Regions from separate parts of the Homo sapiens genome. Here region 2 is linked to region 1. A link is a loop called in an ENCODE intact Hi-C map of the cell type or tissue named here. Cell type or tissue: ascending aorta. All regions are shown on one strand. Each heading gives the region's core, and the rest is flanking DNA. Links, peaks and the distances in the headings are about the cores only. Region 1 overlaps ARRB1 (arrestin beta 1). Region 2 overlaps GDPD5 (glycerophosphodiester phosphodiesterase domain containing 5).

What was found. Hi-C counts contacts between places; a loop is a spot of excess contacts. Peaks named below come from ENCODE experiments on the same cell type or tissue, not always from the same donor. Only the 100,000 strongest peaks of a DNase experiment are listed, where the experiment ranks them.
Region 2: a loop joins it to region 1, with 2.7 times the contacts of the local background. A loop is called at or near these places in 1 of 110 quality-filtered maps.

The regions. Positions count from the first base shown.
Region 1 is chr11:75,273,054-75,284,744 of GRCh38, forward strand. ARRB1 (arrestin beta 1) reads right to left here. Exons shown (of 16, transcript NM_004041.5): 4 at 11,182-11,226; 5 at 10,234-10,430; 6 at 8,909-8,968; 7 at 8,022-8,089; 8 at 5,556-5,691; 9 at 4,311-4,395; 10 at 3,786-3,858; 11 at 1,021-1,158. Among named protein-coding and RNA genes, the nearest start is that of TPBGL, 38 kb to the left of the region's middle. RefSeq lists enhancers at 1-7, 4,825-5,325, 6,908-7,783. In ascending aorta, for the core only: a CTCF peak has its summit at 7,281 (motif pointing right); a DNase peak (open chromatin) is centred at 7,318.
Region 2 is chr11:75,464,114-75,475,804 of GRCh38, forward strand. The region is part of intron 3 of GDPD5 (glycerophosphodiester phosphodiesterase domain containing 5); the gene reads right to left. Among named protein-coding and RNA genes, the nearest start is that of KLHL35, 37 kb to the left of the region's middle. RefSeq lists enhancers at 2,037-2,709, 2,978-3,625, 3,626-4,272. In ascending aorta, for the core only: no CTCF peak of the experiment used is centred there; a DNase peak (open chromatin) is centred at 4,828.

The sequences.
Region 1 (11,691 bases), core at 4,343-9,342:
GGGGCAGTGGCCGTCCATCCCCCATCTGGCTAGCCACTCAGCTACCATGTCCAATAGAGCCCAGTGGAGATGAGGAAGGCGAGCAGTGCCCTTAGGTAGCAGGGACCCAGAGCCCCGGTTCCAAGTCTGACTGTGAGACTCGCTCACTGTGTGGCCCTGCTGAGCCCCTCTCCCTGCCCAGGCCAGCGTCCCCGCCATGAGGGCCAGGCTCCTCCTCCCCTCAGATGGATTCTGCTTCTCTCAGCAACCCATGGGCAGAAAGGGCCACACGGGGAGTTCACAGAGGGCGAGGCAGCTGGGGTGGGGTGGGGTGGGGGCCATCAGAGAAGGACTTCTCCGCAGAGGTGGTGCTTCAGCTGGGTCTTGAAGATGGGTAGGGTGTGAGCCAGGGTGGAGACAGGGCAAAAAGCTTCAGGTAAGTGGGAGGCTGTGCAGGGGCTGCTGAAGAGAGCTGAGTCTGTGCTGGGAGTGGCGGCTGCTCTAGACGTAGGCCAAAGCCCCACTGAAGGACCACACTGGCAAGAGGGCAAGATGGCATCCCCATAGCCAGGGCTCTGCTGGAGCAGAGTAGCCTAGAGGCGTCCACGATGACTGTGCAGCAGGAGTGACCAGATGCCCTGGGACCCCTGACTTGGAGGGGCACCCCATGTTGGGTCTAACCCAGCTCACCACCCTGGTCTCTCCTCAGGGACACCCCATCTGACTGAAGGCATTACGTCAGAAGCTGCCACCTCTTGCAGGAAGCCTTCCCAGGTTGCCCTCCCCCAGGCATGGTAGCAGAGCCCAGCACTGCCTGAGTGAGCTGGCCTAGTGGTCCATCTTATTCTCTCAGTCACCCCTGGGTAGGGTTGGGAGTAAGGAGGCAGCTTCCCTGACAAGTCAAGCACCTGAGGACAGGCCCTGACAAGGCTATGGAGAGGGTAGCCTGAGCCTTGTCTTTGAACTGGGGGGACCAAGGAGGGTGTGGCCCCATCAGGCAAGATGCACTAGGAGCCCAGGGCTAGGAGGGCAGGTCCTCACAGGGTGCTAGAGGCCAAGTTCGTGTCTTCGTGCTTGAGCTTCCCGTCCAAGGCGAGGCCCCGCTTCTCTCGGTTATTGGCTAGGAAGGGGGTCAGTGTGTAGACCTTGCAGAACGTCGAGCTGGGTGCCACAGTGTCACTGGGAAGAAAGGAAGCAGCTGTGGAGATGGCCCTCCCCAGAGCCAACCCCAGCCCTGATCTCCAGCCCAGCAGAATATCTAGTCTGAGCCTGCTCCAAGTCTCCCTCTCCCAACCTCTGTCCCCCAGACACACGGACCACTTGGGCCAGCCCAGCTCGGGCAAGGAGACCACTGCCACTCAAAAGAGGCACATCTACATTCTACGCACAAACAGGACTGAATCTCGGATATTCTAAAAGATTATCCTAGTCAAGCAGCACAGTGCTAAAAAGCACATTTATTTAAAGAATTACAGCCAGCCGGGTGCAGTGGCTCACGCCTGTAATCCCAGCATTTTGGGAGGCCGAGGCGGGTAGATCACGAGGTCAGGAGTTGGAGACCATCCTGGCTAACAAGGTGAAACCCCGTCTCTACTAAAAATACAAAAAAATTAGCCGGGCATGGTGGTGGACGCCTGTAGTTCCAGCTACTCAGGAGGCTGAGCCAGGAGAATGGCATGAACCTGGGAGGTGGAGCTTACAGTGAGCCGAGATTGCTCCACTGCACTCCAGCCTGGGTGACAGAGCAAGACTCCATCTCAAAAAAAAAAAAAAAAAAAGTACAGCCACAGCAGGCACAGTTGCTCATGCCTGTAATCCCAGCAACTTGAGAGGCTGACAGGAGGATTGCTTGAGGCTAGGAGTTTGAGACCAGCCTGGGCAACATAGCAAGACCCCATCGCTACAAAAAATTTTAAACATTAGCCTGATATGGTGGTGCACACCTGTAGTCCTAGCTACTTGGGAGGCTGAGGCAGGAGGATCACTTGAGCCCAGGAGTTCGAGGCTGGCTGTAGTGAGCCATGATCATACCACTGCACTCCAGCCTGGGCAACAGAGTGAAACTCTGTCTCTAAACAAATTTAATTTAAATTTATTTTATTTTATTTTATTTTATTTTATTTTATTTTTTTGAGACAGAGTCTTGCTCTGTCGCCCAGGCTAGAGTACAGTAGTGCGATCCTGGCTCACTGGAACCTCCACCTCCCAGGTTGAAGCAGTTCTCCTACCTCAGCCTCCCAAGTAGCTGGGATCACAGGGGCGCGCCACCATGCCCGACTAATTTTTGTATTTTTAGTAGAGATGAGGTTTTGCCATGTTGGCCAGGATGGTCTCAAACTCCTGACCTCAAGTGATCTGCCTGCCTCAGCCTCCCCAAGTGCTGGGATTATAGGCGTGAGCACCAGCCCTGTCTCTAAACACATTTTAAAAAGAAAAAATTATAGCTACACATAAACCATAAATGAAGCTATTTGGGCACCCATATACCCACCATCTAGGCTCAACAATTAAAACTTTACTTGCTTGATCACATCCATCATATATAGGGTGTTTTGATTGTCCAATTTTTACTTGCTTTTGCTCTATCCCCCATCCTTTCCAATGAGAGAGCTGTCATGCAGCAGATAGTGAACAAGCCTTGGAGTCGGACGACCGTGTTCCAGCCCCAGCTTTGCTGCTTGCTAACTTGCAAGTCACATCTCTCTGAGCCACTTCCTCCTCTACATACTGGGGCAGCAGCAACCCCAGCCCCACAGCGCTTCCTGAGAAGTAAACAAGTCTGTGAGTGCAAATGCCTCCCCAGCCATCCCTGCTGGTATTCGTTATGCAGACGCTGGCACCATCTGCAGTGGTTGGGATTTTCTACTCTTTAGGGATTATATGTTACTCTGGTTCTAGATCACTTCACTTTACCATCAGGAATCTATGCCTCATAGCTCTGATTTTTTTGAAAAAATCAACAGTGGATATGAAAAATATCCAGTAACCAGAGAAAGCTTGATCTAATCATAGCATGTTCACCTATAGGACATTAAAAACTATTTCAAAGGCCATGTAGTAACATTTTAAAAATATTTTCAGTTGCAAGAAATACTGATTGGAATTATACATAAACAAATACACATATACATGTAAAATTATATCAGGTATAATTGCCCCAAGAAATTACTTGCAGGGCCAGGAAAAAAAAATGTGTATGTCTTTGAATGGGAGCATTTACTTCCTTTAGGTAAGTAAAGATGTTTCACTTCAGATCTCTCCACTTGCCTTAGCTGCCAACAAGCCTGGGACAAAGTTCGATCCATGCTCAACCATAGCAGTTCTCCTCAAACCTAGATGATTTTTTTGTGTGTAATTATTCTCTGCACTCCCACACACAACCCCTTTTTCCCAATGAGTTGGATTACCCCTTTATCAGACAAGAGCTGTGTACCTAGTGCCTTACCCACTTTGCCCTGGCTACCAGGAAGCCAAGAACAAAGTATTTCCCTTCAACCTAGGTTTCTTGTACAACGTAATTATTTCTTCTCACAACCCCAATCCCCTTACATTCATTAGCTATTGTTTTGTCACTCTAGTTTTAGTGGGTCTCTTCCTTGACTGTAGCATGCATTTTCTTGAAGCTAAATCAGGTGGATGGTTTCTAAAAGGCTCTTCGGGATCATCTACTCTGAGTGGCAAGGAAGTCTGAGGCCCAGCCCTCTGCCAGGTGGAGAAGAGCCACCTGGACCTGTAACAGGACACCTAGAGCTTCTCTTTTTCCCACCCAATCCCATACGCCCAAGGCCAGACTTGTGCCCACTTACTCAGCCTCTTCCATGGCAACAGGGCACTTGTACTGAGCTGTGTTGAAAAGGCAGATGTCTGCATACTGGCGCACTAGGGAGGGAGAGGAATCAAGGTGGAGTGAGTCGGGAATGTAGCTCCCATGGAGTCTCACAGGCGTCCCCGGGTTGGGGATATTCAGCCCCAGGCAATGGCCAGAGGCCACCAGTGGGGACTTCTGCATAAGACCACCCCTGTCTTACATCCAAAGGGTAGCCCCAAACACACCCATTTCCTTCCATAACCAAAGCCTTCCCCTCAAGGACAGCTTTGTCCAGAACCCAAGAAACTGAAGAGGTGGCTTAAAGAGCAAACTCATTACCTAGCCAATAAGCAGCCTGCCTTACCCAACTCAAAAGCTTTGCCCTGTGGCTCAGAGCAGGCCCTGGGCTTCAGTGGCTATTTTTTATACAAGGCTGTTAACAAGGGGAGATACTTCAGCCACCCCCAGCCCTTGGGAAGATTGCCTCTCGCTGTCCCCTAAGCTGACCCTCTGTCTGGGATACCTGAGATCTTGATCTTCTTCACCGTCTTGTTGGTGTTGTTGGTGACGTGGACGTTGACGCTGATGGGTTCTCCATGGTAATAGATCTGGGGGGCATAAGAAGGGACGGGGTTGGCTGGGAGGACAGCAAGGTTCTAGGGAAAGGGGAGGGAGAAAAGCCCCCACGCGATCTTCTGGGGTTCCCCAGACCTTGCGCAGACCTTCAGAAGGGTCTGCTGCTCCCATCTGAAGTCCATCACATCCCTCAGGTTCATGCCCCCTCTGCCACTCCTTTAGGCCCAAGAGGCTTCTCCGAATCCCCCAAGGCATTGTGACATTTGCCCCAAGTTCATCAGCCACTTCCCACTGCTGCTAAGGTGGCATGAAAGCCACCAAGCACATTAGCCTTCAGTTCCCTGGTGGGACCCTTGAAAGATAACGGAATTGGAAGGTGATAGTCCTGGGCTCCAGCCCTGGCTTGGCCAGCAGTAATTGTGACAACAATAACAACAATAACATTGACGATGATGAAAGCAGTGTGACCGTGGGTAGGTTATCTAAGCCTCAGGGTCTCCCTCTGTGCAACGAAGGGGTTGGACTAGGTGATGTCTGAAGTCCCTGCCAGCTCTAAATTCTGTCCACAGAAGGATCTGGAAGAAGCAGGGAAAGGTGAGGATGGGCTCACCAGCTCACTGAGGGAGCCAGCTCTGAATCCCTACAAAAAGACCTCAACTTGCATCTTGCCCCAAGGCACTTCCCTTCAGCCATGCCCCGAGAGAGAGGGGGTGCCCACACCTTGAGGAGGGGCCAGCCTAAGCTCACAGCAGTCAGCTGGGTTTGATTCAGAGTTTGAGGGGAGGCCCTTCCTTCTGCAGGGCTTGTCGCCCTGACGCTCAGTGTTTGGCAGGAAGGTCACGGCCCCCCACCGTGCCCCCTCTGCAATGCTGGTTGACCTTCAGCACTCGGCCTGAGGCAGGCAGCTGGTGGAGGTGTGGGGGAGATGTCCAGGACCTTCAGGAAGGTCTGCTCCTCACTTCGGAAGTCCATCACATCTCTCAAGTTCATGCCCCCTTTGCCACTCCTTTAGGCCCAAGAGGCTTCTCCAAATCCCCCATGAGAGGTCTCAGATTCCCTGACCCCTGTGGTCCTTGGGCTGGGGATAGAAGCTCCTACCTGAGGCATCCTTGCAGGCCAGGAGAGAGCTGGGATCTGAGGCCCAGGCCCTGGTGGAGCAGCCCCCACCCCCTGCCAAGTCCGAGCCTCCTACCTCCTTATCCAGAGAGGCTTCTAGGTGCAAGGGCTTGTCCGACATGAGGAACTGCCTGGTGGTCTCGGCTGTGGGCTGGGGGCCAGGCCTCTCTGGGGCATACTGAACCTTCCGGATGACCAGACGCACAGAATTCCTAATGGAGATGGGCGGAGTGAAAGAGGACCAGGGTCACCTGCCTTCATCCCCTCTCCTTGCGAGCCTCACATCATTCTCCTGCTCAAGAGACTGGCATGGCTCTCCATCACCTTAGAATCCAGCCAAACTGCAGAGATCAGCATAGGGGTCTGTCACCATCTGGCTCCATTCCATCCTCCCCTGTTCTGTCCCAGAAGTGCCCTGTGGCTGCACTTCATTTGGTCCTGGTACCCAGCAGGATGCTGAAACAGGGACTACATTTTTCACCTCCTGCTTCCCTATGTCACCAAATAGGTAACATTGTCACTTCCTGACTCCCTATGTCACCATACACAAATAGTGTCCCTCTGTCATCTATTTTGGTGACATAGGACACTATTTGTGTAAGTTCTTTAAGGACAGAAATTTGTGTCTAAGGTGTTCACAGCTGTACTCTCAGCACCTATGACTGTGCCTGCCATATAATAAACAACTGCCAGATATCTATTATGTAAAACTATGCAGAGGGGACAGCGGTCTCAAGAAGAAATGGGGCTTGGGGAGGCGTTGGGGTTCAGGGAGGAGGCGTGGATTCAGTCAGGGGGATGCAAGCCAGTGAAGGGGACAAGCCCAGGGAGGGGAGAAGGCCCATGGATGAGACTGGCTCCATGAAGATTACAGGGGATCAGGGAGCAAATGAGGATCTGGTGAGGGAGGGGGACTTGGTGAGGCCGTCTCTGTGGCATGCTGGGAATGCCGGCATCTCCGTTGCTCAGATAAGCTGCCTCCATTGCCTGTAACCAGGGAGCCAGGGTCAAACTCCCAGCTCTCCTCTTACTAACTATGTGGCCCTGGGTACATTAACCTCTCTCTGCCTCTGTTCCCTAATCTGTAAAGGGTGATGACAGAAGGACCTACCTCTTTTTCTCCTTTTTAAATTTTTATTAATTTATTTATTTTGAGATGGAGTCTCACTCTGTTGCCCAGGCTGGAGTGCAGTGGCGCAATCTCAGCTCACTACAACCTCTGCCTCCCAGCTTCAAGCAATTCTCCTGCCTCGGCCTTCTGAGTAGCTGGGGTTACAGGCATATGCCACCACACCTGCCTAATTTTTGTATTTTCAATAGAGATGGGGTTTCACCATGTTGGCCAGGCTGGTCTGGAACTCCTGGCCTCAAGTAATATGCCTGCCTTCGGCCTTCCAGAGCTCTGGGATTACAGGTGTGAGCCACCACGCCCAGCAAGGACGTACTTCTTAGAGCTGCTGTGAGGATTAAATTAGTTCATACAGCCCAGCACTGTAAATGGTGTCTGGCACCTAATCAGCCCTTGATAAATGATAGCTTCTATATCATTATTATTAGTAACTCCTTGGTGTGGATTTTAAATGTCCCATTGGTGGTAGGGTGAGAGGGGTGGCTCTCGATGTCACCTCCTCTTTCTTGTGCTTACCAAGCCTCCTCCCACATCCCACAGCACCCTTCCTCTTCCCTGGTCTCAGGTCTTAAGAGGAAAAGGGAGACAGAGAAGCAAGGGAGAAAAGTCCCATCTCCTCACACACAGCTGCCAGGGCTGCAGATGCAAATGCATGCAATACACCCTATAGCCACCAGGTGGCAAACTCAGCCCACGCCCTAAAAAGGCTGCTGTGCCCTCAGCCAACCTCCTCTGGGACCAGTGCCTCTGGATGCAGGCACATCAGCGTCGAGGGCCCACCAGCTATTCCAGGAGGCAGACAGAGCACAGCCCGACCCAGGAGGGGCAGGCATGAGACATCCGGGCCAGCTGTTTCTGGCTGCCAGCCTGGGCTCTCTGTCTGCCCGGGCTGTTCTTCTCCAGAGAACGCTTCCCATCTCTTAGATGTGGGCCGACCTCCCTGTCACTCTCCCCTGGATGGGTTCACTATCTCCACTTCCTCCTCACTTAGAAGCTGCCATTGACACACACTCCACTCCTGCTGAACGCCTCCCAGGAGGAAAACTGGAAAATGAGAATGGTCAGGAAACAGCCTGCTCACTGTTTAACACAATCTGAATTTAGGGTTTTTCCAAAACAAATTAAAAAGACATGCAGTCTGGAGGGGATGAAATGAGAGGCAGGGAGATGAGGGAGGAAGCTGCCACAATGGTGCAAAGGAGAAGATGCTGCAGCCTGAACCCAGGCAGTCGAAGCCACCTCCCCAAGGAAGCCCTCCGTGACCTCCCAGCTTCCAGAGTGCCCTTCCAAGGCTGGAATGTGCGCCCCTCCTCACACACTTCCAGGTATTGTTACTTATCTCCTCTTGGACTTTGCCCATCCTGTCTCCCTCCCTCACCCAGCAGGCGGCCCACACCCTGGCATCCTACTCACCGCTTGTGGATCTTCTCCTCCAAATTCTCCGCGCAGAAGGCTTTGACTTCATAGTCCACACCGCAAGCCTGTGGGGAAGGGGTCACTGACCACAGGGCCTTGGAGAAGCAGGGTCCCCAGTACACAGCCAGCCCACCTCTCATTTTACAAACGAGGACACTGGACAGGAACACCAAGCTCCCACAGCCCAGCCTTCCTTGGTCTGGAAGAAGCGGGGGAACGCCCTTGTGCTCAGCCCCAATGCTGTGCTGCCTCCTCCATCTGACATGGGACATCTCGAACCACCCAAACGGGGCTCTGCTCTTTGGATTCCTGCCTCAGTCTGGGTGGCCGTCCTCATCCAGGCAGCTGCCCAGAAATAGCAACAGGCACCTGAGCAGACTGGGGGCGCCTACTACTGTGTGCACACCCGGCCCTGGGTGGCTTATCCGGTATTCCTCTAACAAGACAAGGAGGCACGTGCTGTTATCTCCATCTTGCAGATGAGGAAGCTGGGCTCAAAGCTCTGGAGCTAGTGGTGTCACTTCTCTCCAACCCTCAGTTTCCCCATCTGTGAAATGGGGATGATCGCACTTTGATTCCAGGTTGCCAGGGGTTACATGAGGCCAGGTGTAGGTCCTCAGAACACTTTGGTCCTGTTGCAGCCAACGCCACCCAGGAGAGCCTCCAGACCCATCACTGAATGGGAGAGTGAGGCTGACCCCGTACCTGCTGCCCTGTCTGAAGAGAGACTGGTTGTCCAAGGTGGGACCAGCTTAGCCTAGACACAAAGACTGTTCAACAGGGAGAGTGGTCCTGTGTGTCCAGCACCTCCCAGGGAGAAAGCCAGGGACCTGGGGACATGAGACTCCTGGAGCCAGAGAGATGGTCCCCTTGGGGTGACCTACCTTCCCCGTGTCTTCGGGCCCCGGCTGCAGTGTCACAGAACATGGAAGGTTTGGAGGGATCTGTCAAGAAGAGGACAGAACGAGCCACCTGTCACATCCACCACTGTCCTGTCTCATGTATTGCAGCCCAGACACTCCCATACACCCATCAGACCAAGGGCCCCAGGGGACAGGCCATGTCTATCCCATCAGACCATGCCAAGCCATGCCCCATCTAAAACTCTTTAGATAAAGAGCTTTCTTTATCTAAAGGGTTTGGCCCAGCCCAGTCCTCGCAGCAATGGTTTAAATAGATCTTTCTATGATGTCTACTGTGGTTGGCAGAATAATGTTCCCCAAAGATGTCCACACCCTAATCGCCCAAACCTGGGACCTTAATGACAAAAGTGACTTTGCAGATCCAATTAAGGCCTTGAGATGGGGACCGTATCCTGGATGATTTTGGTGGGCCTAGTATAATCACAAGAGTCCTTAGAAGTGGAAGCAGGGGGCAGAAATGTCTGAGCCACAGTGATGGGATGTACAAAAGACTCAACGGCCACTGCTGGCTTTGACAATGGAGGAAGGCACTGTGAGCCAAGGAAAGCAATGCTGGAAAAGGTGGACGCTCCCCGAGGGCCTCCAGAGGAGCCAGCCCTGCCACGCCTCCATGGTAGCCCACTGAGACCTGTTTTGGGACTTCTGACCTCCAGAGCTGTAAGCTCATACATCTGTGTTGTTTTAATTGCTGCCGAGTTTGTGGCAATCTGTTTCAGCAGCCATAGGGAGCTAACATGTCTACGTAGAAAAGGTGACTCCATGACCCTCTCCACTCTCTCAGCCTCCAAGAAAGGGAGAGACCACACTGAATCTCAGAATCAGAGAGCCTAAGAAACTTGAGATTTTGAAATCCAGCATCTTAAAGTCTCTGATTTGAAAGGTGGTGGGGCAGACAGATCACCTACTTGCCATCCCTCTCTTGCGAGCTGGGTTGCTGCCGGGCAAGTGGGGAGCTGATCTGAGCGGGAAACCCCTTGCAGTGATGCAGGGTCCAGAAAGGGCTCTTTCTTTCTCTGAAGCCCCTTAGCACCCCCTTTCTCCCACCAATGACCTGGCCTCAGAAGGGTCTGAGGAGTAGCCCAAAGGTACAGGTGACAAACCCCAGCAGGGGCTGGAGAAGAGACACTTACCAGGTAACACAGGTGACAGTGCCCCAGGTCCCAGCATACACTGGGAAACTGGGTGGCAGGGAGCAGCTGACCCTCACCGCCCTCTTATGCCCACCCCAGAGGGCTTCCTAGAGGTGGCATTTCTGGAATGGGGCCCCAGGGATGGCAGTTCCTGACCTCAAAGGTGAAAGGGTAAGCGTGCTCGCCCAGCTTCTTGATGAGGCGTTCCTGCAGCCGCGTCAGGGGCTTCTTGTCCTCGGGGGCCGGTGGGAACGACTGTACGTTGGCCACAAACAGGTCCTTGCGAAAGGTCAGGCCCAGGACATCCAGGTCCTCCCGGCCATAGCGGAAGGCGCAGGTCAGCGTCACATAGACTGTGGGGAGCGAGGAGCACTGAGGAGGGGCCTGGGAGAGCAGCAAGCGAGCCCCCCAGAGTGCCGGCAGCAGCCCTGGGACGGGCCCCACTGGAGGCCCCAAGCCTGTCCCAAGCTCTGTGGGGATGGCTGCACTGTCTCCACCAGGAGGGCTGGTAGTGAGTACCGGAAGGATGCCATGGCCTGGCCCCTGGGAGGAGGAGGGGGCTGCCTGCTGAGCCAGCTCTGTCCTTCCCCCTCCCACCTCTCCCCAGGGCATATGTGGAGGGGTATGGAAACGGTCTGACAGGCTTGGCGGGGGCTGGAGTAGTCTGGCAGGCCTGGGGTGGGGGTAGGGGACCTGGGGAAGGAGCAGGGAGTTGTGGGGGCAGGGCAAGTGCTGGGTGGTATCTGGACGGCAAGCGTCTTGTCACAGCTCAGTCTGCACTCTTGTCTTCCTGCGCATTGATACTGCCCCGGTATCAATGTTCTGTTCTGTTAAAGAAGAACCTACTCCTACCCTGCTGGCATCCCCAGCCTTGCCACAGTCATGACATATTGATGTGAAAGTGCTCAGGGCATGGGGAAACCTTCTCCCAAAGTAAGCTTGGGGCAGGGCCGTCCCAGGCTGGAGGAGGCAACGGCATCTGTAGAGGTATTTGTTGGGGCTTTCAGGGGAACCAGTGGGGATGGGCAGGGAGTTCCTATGCTAGAGGTCCGGGGGGAAGAGGAGGCGGCCCTTGACAGGCTGGGGATGGGGGCCACAGCCTACCTCTCCGCTCTTTGAGATACTCAGGATCCACCAGGACCACACCATCTGGGGAAAGGACAGAGAGTAAGCGGCCTCTCCCAACCTGGTCTCCCAAACCTCTGTGCCCCAAACACCAGCCCAAGCCCAGATCCAACCATCTGTTCATCTAAAATCATCCTGAGAAAAATGGAAAGGCGGGCACCTAGAGGGTGGCACTGCCCACCTCCACCACGCTCCACCCTTCCCCCATCCCAGGCCAGTATAACAGACCCAGCTGGTGACTTTAGGCAGGTTAGAGACCATTTCTGTTTCTTCATCTGCTAGTAAGAATAATAACCTAGGTCCGAAACTCCTAGAACCAGGTATTCTTTGGAATTTAGAAATTGCGAAGTATAGAGAGGCAAAATGGGCCGGGCGTGGTGGGTCATGCACATAATCCCAACACTTTGGGAGGCTGAGGTGGGCGGATCACTTGAGGCCAAGAGTTCAAGACCAGCCTGGCCAACATGGTGAAACATCAACTCTACTATA
Region 2 (11,691 bases), core at 2,530-7,529, 190 kb after region 1:
AGGATTGGGCAGGAAGGAGGGAAAGTCTTCTCACTGTCCAGAATCCTTCCATCCCACACCATGCAAAGATACCATCAGTCTGCCCAGGAACCTCAGATCCCTGTCACCACTTACAAGCTGTGTAACTCTGGGCAAAGTACTCATTCTTTCTGTGACTCAGTTTTCACCTCTATGAAATGAGGGCAATACTAGTACTTATGCCATGGGGTTGATGGAGAATTAAATGAGATAATACAAGTCAGGTGGCTTGGTGAGCACTCAGCACACTACCAGTGTATCTGTGACATCCTCTGCCTCTCCAGAACGTAGGAAAGGCCTTCACACCCTAATGGTCCATGACTCCATACCCACTAAGGGCCTGCTCCGTGCCTCGCCCTGGGCAAGAGGGCTGGTGCCTGGGTGACCCTCCTGTCCCAGGTGGGTCACTTCAGTTGGGCGACTCATGTTTGGGTGAGCAGCTGCCACCACTCCTTGTCATGTGCAGAGCCCGACTGCCTTGCTTAGCCTCACTTCGTACATAAACAGAGATGCAAAGGTGACGACACCCTGAGGCCCAGTATTTCTAGCAGGTTTAGGCTTGGGGAGGTGGTGGCTTCTCAGAGAGTAGGCCACTTGTGTCTGCCCCAGCTGGACACAGAATGGCACAAGCTCCAGTTCCAGGCACAGCAAAGCCCAGCCTTGGTCAGGAATAGGGAAACCCTGGCTAGGAGCAGGGCAGGACATGTGCCCTTCTAGAGCAATCGAACCCTAGGAGCTGCCACCCAGAGAATGGCTGAGTCCCTAGACTCAGTCCTGCCTCCCATGGAGGCAGTCTGGGTCTGCACATGACCGTCTCTCCACCACCCTCCAGCCAGCACCCCAGGACTAGTCCTTCTCAGAATCCGTCTTGCCACCTCAAATTCTTATTTGCTCATAACAGCCTTCATTCCCTGCAGAGTGCAGCTGGTGAGTCCCAGGCCAGCTTAAACATCTGAGTCTCCCAAAGGGTGAACCATGTCTTTAGACTGACACCCATCTGGTCACGTCATACCCCAGCTTGAGAGTCCCACTGGCAAGAGCTTCTCAGTAGATGTCAGGGCCCACTCTGTCTGGCCCAGGCCAGCTCTGTGCTTTATGCCCCATGCACAGAATTACATACGGTTCCCCAAACAGGCTCTTCAGACCCCAAGCCTTCACACAGCTGGAGCCTCCATCTAGAAAGCAACCTTTCTCTGCTCCATGAGGCAAACTACTCCTTCCAGAGTGCCTCCTCCCTGAAGACTCCCCTGTCTCACAGGGTGAATCCCATCTCCTCAGAGCTCCGTAACCCATGCAGCCATCTCACCTATGGCTCAGACCCCACAGTTCTAGAACTGTCTCTATACATGTCGGTCTCCCTGCTATACATAAATGCCTTGAGATCTGGGCAGTTTTCGTGTTCCAGATGGCACAGGAACTTGAAAAGATTTGATAATGAAATGATAGGTGAGGAAACACCCTTTCTCCTACCCTGGCATGAGTACACCCACCCAGGAGAGATTCCCCTGAGGCTTAACACCCAGTTCCCACAAAAAAGTACCTAGTCTTCTATAGAGCCCACGCTGGCAGTGTTAGATGGCTGTCTGTCCACAGAGACCACTTTGCCTCCTCAGGGGCAAGGCCTGTGTGCCTCTGACCAGCAGAGAAGGTTCTGAGAGGGACCTAGGCGAGGGGTGAGCCTCGGCCTAGGATGGGTCTGGTCCCAGGCAAGTAGCCTGGAGGCGGGAAGGTAAAGCACCTCCTGTAGGCGCTGGGAAGACGACCTGTGACCGGGGTGATGCAGGGCCCAGGGGCAAGGCTGACAGGGGGCCAGGAAGACCACAGGGGCCGGGAGGGCCCATGGCAGCCAGGGTCCTATGCCCTAAAGGCCATTGTCCTCAAGTGTCCAGATCCTTACAGTGGAGCAAGGCAGGGCAGGAATGAGGGGCTGCACCTCCCACTCCTGGGAACCAGCCAAGACCAGAGCTGGTGGTGGTTGGGGGTGAGGCATCCAGGCATGGAAGGAATGCAGGCAGGGCCTAAGCAACAAGGAGCCAGGAACCCCATGATCAGAACTAGTGCATGAGCTGGGGTTGGGGCAACCTAGGGATTAAAGCCCTGGGAGCTGAAGCCGGAGGCCACAGTGAGCCTGTAGATGGGGATGAAGAGGCCCCAGCACAGAGGGAGGCAGGCAGCGGGGGTCACTCTAAGAACAATCAGAGGAAAACACTGAATGGCAGGGACTGGAAGGAAGGGAAGGGGAAGGTGAGGAAGTAGCCAGAGGAAGTGGCCTGGGGAGCAGCTCCACTGATAAAGAGGCCCCAATAGCACTAATGGTCCTTGTCAGGGCACATTACAGCAGAGAGAGGCCTGCCCGCTCCACCCATTAGCAAGCCAATCTGGCCCTGCTCCCAGAGACGTGGAGCAGTGATCGCTGCCTCAATGCCCCGGCCACGGCCCTCCTTCATCTCTCACAGTCTGCATAACACTAGGGGTTGTTTATTTAGGGGTATCTACCCCCATTGCACAGAAGCTCAGAGAAGGGCCACCACATATGGCTGAGCAAGTTGTGCACTGCCCCCTAAGAAGTGCCACTCACATCATGGTGACCATCAATGTGCATATTATGACGATTTGCTGGCACATGGCGGGCGGGTGTGTCCTAGAAAATGGGTGCTTTTTGCTAATTTGCATAAAGGCTCAACACGGGTGAGTGGAGGGGAGTCAGAGGGGTCAGCAGGTAGGGGAGGAGTGGGGATAAGATTTGAACCCAGGCATACTGACTGGACTCTGCAGGCCCCCTTGGGAGGCAGCCTGAACAGCTCCCCTCAAAACCCACCTTGCCCTCTGGGACCCAGTATGGCGATCCCAGGCCCAGCCTAGTTCCCTGGATTTCTCTCCTCCAACTCTCTGACCCCTAGGCCAGACCTGATGCTCCTTCAGGAAGCCTTTCCATCCCTCCAGGGCTCAAAAGGTCTCCCCTCCCTGACCATCCTGCACAGACTCTTGGCACCCACCACTGTGACCCTCAATCAAATTGTAATTGTGGAGATGGAAAGAGCACGGGCTCTAAAGAGCTGGCTCTGCCACTCAGCACGTCACTTGGCCCCTCTGAGCCTCGGTCTCCTCGTTGTAAATGGGAATAACAGCCCTTCCCTCGGAGGGAGGCTGTTAAATGAGCTGAAGGGCTTCAAGTGGCACACAGTGGGCGCATAATGAGGGTGGCTCACTGGGCTGCGAGCTCCCTCAGGGCAGGGATGGCCTGAGCTGTCTCTATGTCTCCTGGGCCCAGCATCACGCCGGGCACAAGGTGGTGGTCACCTATGGCGTGAGGGATAGAAGGAGGTATGGATGTGAGACAGGGCAACAGAGGGGTGCTCAGGGCCACCAGTGGGCAGGGCCATCGTGCAAGCCCCAGACTTACCCTCAGGGAGCAGGAGAAAAGCTGAGTGGGCTGGGGCTGAGGGAGCAGCTGGCTCCTGGGGTAGGCACCAGGAGGAGTGTGCTGGAGACTGCCTAAGGAGGGACCAGACAGGGCGAGCAGCTGGGGCAGGAGTGGCCCCTGGCTGTGGATGGGGTAGGATGCTGATTCCTGCCCGAGGGGATGGAGGCTGAGGTGGGGGCTGCTGTGATGGAGAATCCTGGAGGCTCCAACCCAGAGGCCACTGCATCTCCTTCCATTATTACCCTAACCCTCCAGAAACAGGAGCCCCTCCGTAGCAATCTGGGCAATTGTGGGTCAATTTCCCTGAAGGCCAGTCCTTCTCCTCACTGTCTCCTGAGGATGGTCATGTCTTCTCTTCACCCTTCTTTGTCTCTGTCCTGTTCCTCCCACCCCAGAGCCCTCTGTGTTCAGAGAAGAACATAGAGAAAGACCTCATTAGCAGCGGGGGCTCATACAGTCACAGAGCACGACTGCAGCCGCAAACCCAGCCCCACACAGGAAGCATGGGCATGGCCGCTGGGGTGGGATGGCTCTGCTGCTGCCTTTTGCCACTGGCTACAGGCCCCTGCCACTGTAGACTGCAGCCCCAGGCCAAAATGCACACAGCTGCCCCTCCCACTACTAGGGATCCTGAAGGTTATGGAGCACCTCCCCTTGGTCCCTTAACAGAACATGGGGTCTGAAGTCTGCACACATCACTCTGAATGTTACAGAATTTCAGAATCGCAGAGCTCCCCTGCCTGTCCCCTTGCCCTGAGGCAGCGAGCGTGTCTGCAGCCTCCAGGACACGAGCTCACCCTACTCTACTCCACTGGCTCCTGGGAAGGGGCTTCTCCTTCCAGATGCTGCCTAGTCCTTCTGTGGACTCAAAATTCTTCCTTCCAAGACATGGAGCCTGACAACGGAAGGCTGGGTTGAGGGAGTCTGGCAATACTGGGTTTGAATCCCAGACTGGCCACGACTGAGTGACCTTGGGGAAGACATTTACCTTCTCTGTGCCCCAGCTTCCTGCTCTGTAAAATGGGGACAGTATCGGCATGCTGCCCAGACCACTAAAACCTCCCATGCACGGCATCTGGTGAGGCTGACCTTCCAGGCAGGGGAGTTACTGCCCTCCCCCGACGCCCCCCCCCCGGGAGGTGGAGCTGAAATCTGCCTCCTCCACTGCTCCCCTGCAGCTGGTTCTCTGATACCACACAGAACAAGGCCAGCCAAAGGGTAAGAAATATTGGGGTCAAATGACCACAGAGTGGAGAATACACAAAAGAGCTGGATTTTCACCCAGGCCCTTTTCCCACCGGCTGTGTGGCTGTAGGCCAATCGCTCAGGACCTCTGACCTCAGCTTCCTCCTCTGTTCACAGAATGACATCACCACCACCTCACAGGAGGACTGCCAGGCCCCAGCACGATTACAGATGTAAGCTGTAAGTCGCCAAATCCAGGATCGTTCCTGTAATTATCATTTCGCGTCTGACAGCCCTTTAATTATGTGAAGACAGTGATCAAACCTTTCCTCCCTGCTCTACACCACATCTCTCCAGCTGCTGAGGACAGCCAGGTTGATTGCCTTCCCCCAACCCAGGGCGGGTGCCATGGTCAGCCAGATGCAGAGGCCAGGCCTGGCTCTGTAGGCTGTGGCCCTGGGAACCAGCACCAATAGAGGAAGAAGACCCTGGCATGGTAGCTGCCCAATCTCACTCACAGGCTGCATCCCGGGCTGTGGGGAACAGAGTCCTGTGTGAGCTCACCATGGCATTGGGGGTGGGTGGGGATGGTAATCCTAAGAGCCCTTTACTTGCTCCATCTCATCATCCCCACAGTTCTGCAAAGCAGAGGAGACCAAGTCACAGAGGAAGGAAGGGACTTGCCCAAAGTCACAAAGGGCACACATAATGGTGGAACCACAATTCACAACCAGGTCTGTGTACCTCCAGTGTCCCCAGCTGTCTCGGGGCAACAAGGAGCAGGAAATGTAAATTATCCTTGTCTGACCAAGGTGGAAACAGGCTCAGAGGGACAGGGCCTTGCCCAAGGTCACACTTTGAGTCACAGGCTGCGCCAGAGCAGGGACCCTGGGATTTCAGAGTTAACTAAGATGCCAGAGATTATCTCGCCTCATCTCCTAAAGATCCAACTAAGAAGTGGTGATACTTCGATCTAAAGAAGGAGAATGGCCTGGAAATGTGGGCAAGAGATTAGGACATTAGCATATTAGTGGAAAAATGATGGGGAATTCAACTTATGGTGTTGGGACATCTGGATATTTGGTAACAACTGTAATTAGACCCCTGCCTCACACCCCGTACCAAACTAAATCTGTGTCTCTCCTCTACATCCTCACCACCCTTCTCTTCCAGTCATCTACGTACACGTGTTGAGCCCTTAGACACTCAGAGATAAATCAGGCCACCCTGAGCCAAGACTGGCAGCAAATAGCTCCACTCCTGGGAATTGGTGTGGTGAGCAGGGCAAACACAGGTTGCTTAGGAGCTCAGAGCCCGGATCCTTAACATTGTCAGTTATAGGAGGAGGGGTGAGCTAGAAGCCTTCCTGGAGGAGAAGACACCTGCAGCAAAGTGGAAGGAAAGGACTTATTGAGAGAACAAGGTTGGGAAACCTCAAGCCAGACAGAGAAAAGGAGCAGAGGGCGTGAAGGCACAGAGCAAAGCAGGCTTTATTTTGGGGAACTGGCTCTTTATGGGCTTATAAAAGCTTTCCTTATGTAAGAGAATTAGCCTTCGTACACACTGTATATTTTTTCTTATATATCATTTGAATTAATTTTATTTATCATGCTTTCTGTGCAGAAATTTAAATTTTTATGTAGTCAAATCTATCCCTCTTTTCCTTTATACATTTTGCCTTTGGTATTGGATTTAAGAAGGGTGGCCCAATATCATATATTTAAGTAATATTTTACACCCACGATTTCTCGGCTTCATTGCTTACATTTCAATCTGCAATCCACCCATCCATCGACATCCATCTATATATAGTTCCATATGGATGTCACGTGTGCGGAGAGAGGTTTAAAAGCCTTATCTCTAAAGCATGAAGACTAGAATTTCTTTTACATCTTTCCAAGTTGTTTAAATTTTTTCAACAAATGTATGCCTTCAAAATGGGAAAAAAATTTTAAAAATAGAAAAAAATACATCTTAATCCATCTGGAATTTATTTTGGTGTGAAGTAAAAGGCAGGGATCTAATTTTACTTTCACCAAATGGATGCTTCAGCTGTCCCTACATCATTTGTGATACTGGTAGTAATTTCTACATTTGTTCACCACACAGTGAGTTCTCAGATGCCTGTGGTTGTGTTTCCAGGTTTTCCAACCTGGCCCAAGGCAGCCCTTTCCCCCTTGTGCGGGCTCTGCCTGGCACAGCTCCTTTCTGCTCAGCCAAGCCCTCTCCCCAGTGGTTCCAGCTCTTCTTTGAGGTCCCAGAGCCCAGCTGCACCCTCAGCACACGGTCCTACAGAGACCAAGAGGGAGAGACTGAAGAGTGCCTACTCCTGAATCTGCCACCTGCAAGCCAAATCTTGGGCACCTCAGCTCTTCCAATGGTCAGCCTGTTCCACCTTCACCAAGTTCCAAATGAGGGGACTGATGCACGGGAAAGCCTGGGAAATGTCAGCTGGAAAGGGTGCAGGGAGCTCCCAAAAGGGAGAGATGGGCAGGCTATGGCAGGATTACCCTGGCCCTGATCCGGGAGATTTGGGGGAGGTGGTGGCCTGGGGAGGTTGAAGAGATATTGCAGCATTAGGGCCGAGCAGGGAAAGGGATTAGAATCCCCACCCCCAGCCGGCTCCTGACAGCCTAAGAGGCTGGATTTATTTTTCTGGACTACAGAGAGCTGGGCAATCAGGCCTCTGTCCTTGCTTCTGCTGGGGTGCATTGCACTCAGAGTGGTTCATTAGGCAGGAGAATGCAATTAAGTCCTGCCTGGGGCACCCTGTCTCTCCCAGCCTATCCCTTGGCTGGCATCAGCCCCTTGGGGAGACATGAGCAGAAGGGCTGAGGGGCCCTTAGGAAGAACCATCCCAGATCCCTACATAGGACCCTGACCACGTCACAGGGTGGGTGGTGATAGTCCCCTGGTAATGCCCCATCTCCTGCCCCACCCTTGCTCAAGGTGTTCATAGAGTGTCATCAACAAGACTTAGCCACTTCCCCTGGAGCGTGACGTGGTCATGCCAGGTGCCCTTGGTGCTATTCCAAGAGGAGCTAGGCAGGGTGTGGGGGTTTCCTAAGGCAAGAGACAGCATGGCTTTATTGCAGCGATAAATCCCCACCTCCTCATGCTGCAACAAACCAGCCCCTCCTCTCTCTCTCTTGTGGATGTAATAATATCATCTCCTAGTTTCTTATCCTTATAGGAATCCTGCAGTTTTAGAAGTGGGAAAAATAAAGCTCAGAGGGCCTCTCTCTCACCCCTGCCGGGTCTCTTTTCCTCAAAGCGCTGAAGGAGAGAAAGCCATCACTTTGAAAGTTTGTAGGGAGGGCACGTTTTCTGCAGGGTTGGAACAATGGTCTCTTTGGTACAAGACAGGAGGCACATTCCTATCCATGATCTAATTGTATCTGTAGGACATAGATGTGTACCTCCACTTAACCCACAAGCAAGCTCAGGCCCAGAGAGGGTCTGGGCCTGACCTGAGATCACACACTCAGTCACTGGGAGGCAGGGTCAAGTTCAGGCTGCAGCTCCCTTGCCAGGAATGCCCAGTGGCATCTGGCTCAATCCAGCCACACCCTGGAGCCCATCTCAAGGCTGCTTCATCCCTGAAGCCTGCCCTGATTTCCTGAGTGGGATCCATTCTTTCCAGCTCCATATCCTGGACACAAATCCACATGGCTGACAGGACAAAAAGTGGGGGCCAGCTGGGAAACTCATCTCTTCCTCCCTCTTGTGCACTGGCAGAGCCCAATCCCAGCTCCCAGGGTGATCTGGGAGGTCCCTCTGGCTGAGGCAGCACCCTCCACTGCCAACCACCACCAGGAGCACAGGAGGCAGCACCAAGAACACAGCACACACCCGTCCGCACATGTACGCCTACATTCTCTGACAGCTCATTAGGGGTCCGGCTGCCCCACCTGGTCAGCAAGATGGCAGTCACATCCCCTAACCGCTTCCTCACTCACTCATGAACACATATGCTCAATCCTCCTTCCAGTTGTTCATTCAGTAAATCTTGTCCGAGGACCTCCTCTGAGTCAGGTCCCTGGAGTGTGCAGGCCCAGACGCTATCCTAAAGAGTCCAGTGGGAAACAAAAAATCACAATCCACATGGCCAGCACAGGTCAACCTGCTGTGGAACCCCAGGGGAGTGAGGAAGGTGGGGAGAGAGAGCAGTGAGGAGAGAAAGGAAGGAGGAGGGCTATTTTTTGGCAGAAGTTGGGGGCATGGAGGGGGATTTGCAATGAGTCTTAAGGGGCAGGGAGGAGAAAGACAGGGCATTCCAAGCAGAGGGAATGGCAGGAGCAAAGGCCCAGTGCTGTGAAGGGTGAGGTTATCCTGTGGATGCGGAGAAGCTCAGGGTGGCTGGCGTGGACGAGCATGGAGGGGAAGGGGCAGAGGAGCTGGGGATGGATTTCCCTACACCGAGTGTCTTCCTGCCAGGGTAGGGTGATGGGGGGCTCTCATCATATCTCATCATAGAAGGCAGGCAACTGGGGTTAGGGAGGCTTATTTGTCTGTTCTGCCCACCCTTCCTGTGCTATTCCTGGACTCTACTGAGAACGCTGTACTCTCACTCGCTCCTGGGGCACAGCATGTGTTCCCATCTCCAGGATGGGCCTCCATCCACCCACGCTGGGCATCATGGGAGGATGGGAGGATGGGATTCACTGTCAGACACTCCTTCCTCTGCACCTCAGTCCACAGCCAGTCCGTTGATACCTTCTAGGTGTCTCTGGAATGCCTCCCCAGCCTGCATCCCTGTGTATACCTCCTCACTCCCCACATAGACACCTGAGGCCTCACTGGCCCTCCCACCTCCACCTGAGGGCCCTCAGCATCCTCCACAATTTGACCACAGTGTTCCTCACACAGCCCGAGCCTGGCTCAGGCCCCCGCTGCCCAGGATGAAGCCTAGACTCCTTAATACAGCTTCAGGCTCAGGCCCACTGAGCAGCACCCTTCCCCGTCCCTGCACCTGAGCCGGTGGACTGAATTCCTTTCAGTTCCTGAACACAAGACACTCTCTTGTGCACACAGTTCCCCCTACCCTGAACACTTCCCTGGTCTGTGGAGATGGGGCCGATACTCCCAGAGGCCAGCTCGGGCAAGCCTTCCCTGCCCCCAGGGTTTCCCCAGGCCTCCAAAATGATCGACCTGGGTGGTCCAGGTGTGTCTGATCTTGTCTGTTCCCCCACAAGCCTGGGGGCCGGCCCTTCAAGGGAGGGGAAAACCAGGTCTGATATACTTATGACCCCAGAGCAGGTAGCAGGACAGGTTTGTTGATTGAATAAGTAATCAGGGCACCCCAGACAAGACTGTTTGGTGTGGAACAGATGAGAAGGCACAGGCCTGGGGGTGTGAGTGGGGTCAGTGCAGGCTGTGCCCTCAGCCCCTTGGCCTGAATAACTCCCTTGCTCTTCCTGGAGGAAATCAATTAAGATTATAGCAGCCTTCAAAAGGTAAATGTACTACAGAAGTGCAAGAATCGGCTATGGTAGTCTGTCTCTTTCAATGTCTCTGGCTGGGAAGTTCCTCCAGGCATCTGACCTATATCCCTCTCTATAGAGAAGCTGGTTTTGACACTGCCTTTTGCAGACACAGTCTTCAGGGGACCCTGTGGGGATGGCCTGAGAACAGTCTTCTGTCCTACCAAGTCCTTAATTGGCAGTATTAGAGTAATGAGTCACAGACAACAACCAATTAATTATCCCCAGTTATAAAAAGCTCTACTTCCCCTTCCTGGCTGTTGAGTGAGCCTGGCCTCCTGCTGCCAGGCTCCTCCACTCCTCAGAACTGGGGGCAAGAGAAGAGGCCATTTCACCTCTCTGGTCCTTGGTTTCCTGCTTCTTTATTTGTTAAGCGTGTATCCTGGGGGACTGGGGGGCAAAGGCTTGGAAGAGGTGGGAATGTGTCAGGCTGGGGGGCAGGAAGGAGGGAGACCAGCGTGGATGGAGAGGAAGGGGCCCTTCCCAGGCTCTCTCCACGCACCCTCTCCACTCCCAGGATCCACTTCAGGGCCCAGGGCTGGATCATAACCAGGGAAACACTGAGGATTCCAAGCCTGGCATTCAAGGCCACTCCCCATCTTGTCCCAAATGCTCCTGGTCCAGTGCTCTTTCTCCTCCATCAGGCAACTTCCCAAGTCCCCTTGCCTTTCTTCTTCCAGCAAACTCTCACTTAAACCCACATCTTCAACACACGCTATCTTCCCTAGTCTCCAGCAGTTTAGGCTGCAAATCTATCATCAGCCTGTGTGACTGATTTCTCCATCTGTAAAATGGGCACACAATTAAACATGGCCCATGGAGATGTTACAACAATGACTAGGGCAATGCATGTAAACTGTTTGCTCCCTGCATACAGTAGGTACTCAATAAATGTTAACAGATACTATTACTTTCATACTTCATTTTCCAGCCTGAGAATGAGAATAAAATGCCTCGTGACTCTCCCACCTTTCAGCCCATTTCACAGATGAGACTCAGGGAGATCGGGTTTCACAGGAGTTGAACCCAGGCTTCTCTGAGTTGGGAGATACAGGGGGAGAATCCCCCCTGGGGCGGGGGTGGTGAGAATAAGGAGACAAACCAGGCTCACTGGAAGAGCCGTCTCCACCACCCCTCAACTCAGGCAGCTCTCCTCTCCCTACCAGCCCCCGCAGAGCTTACGCAAGACCTCTATTTGTTCAGCGAAATTTCTGGAGCCCCTACCCTGCACCAGCCCTGTCTTTGAGACACTAGGTCGCTATTCCTTCGTTGTGAGAGTCCAGCCCCACCGCTGCCCTCACCCAGCTGCCTCAGGAAGGAATAGAGAGAGAAAAGAGAAATGGGGAGAGAGAGAAAGGATGAGGGGCAGAGGCTGGGAACCAGGAAGTAGGAGGAGACAGGGGGCGGAGCGAAGTGAGCGACTGCAGGGAGAAAGGGGCGGGGGAGCAGAGGATGCTCATCTTCAGCTGTGAGTTTGGGGTCACCTGAGGTGAGCTCAGCCCTTTCTGCAGAGGCGCTGCCACCCAGAGCTGCTGTAAAGCCCTATACCCTCTCCTAGCCTAGCTCATGGCCCCCTGCTGC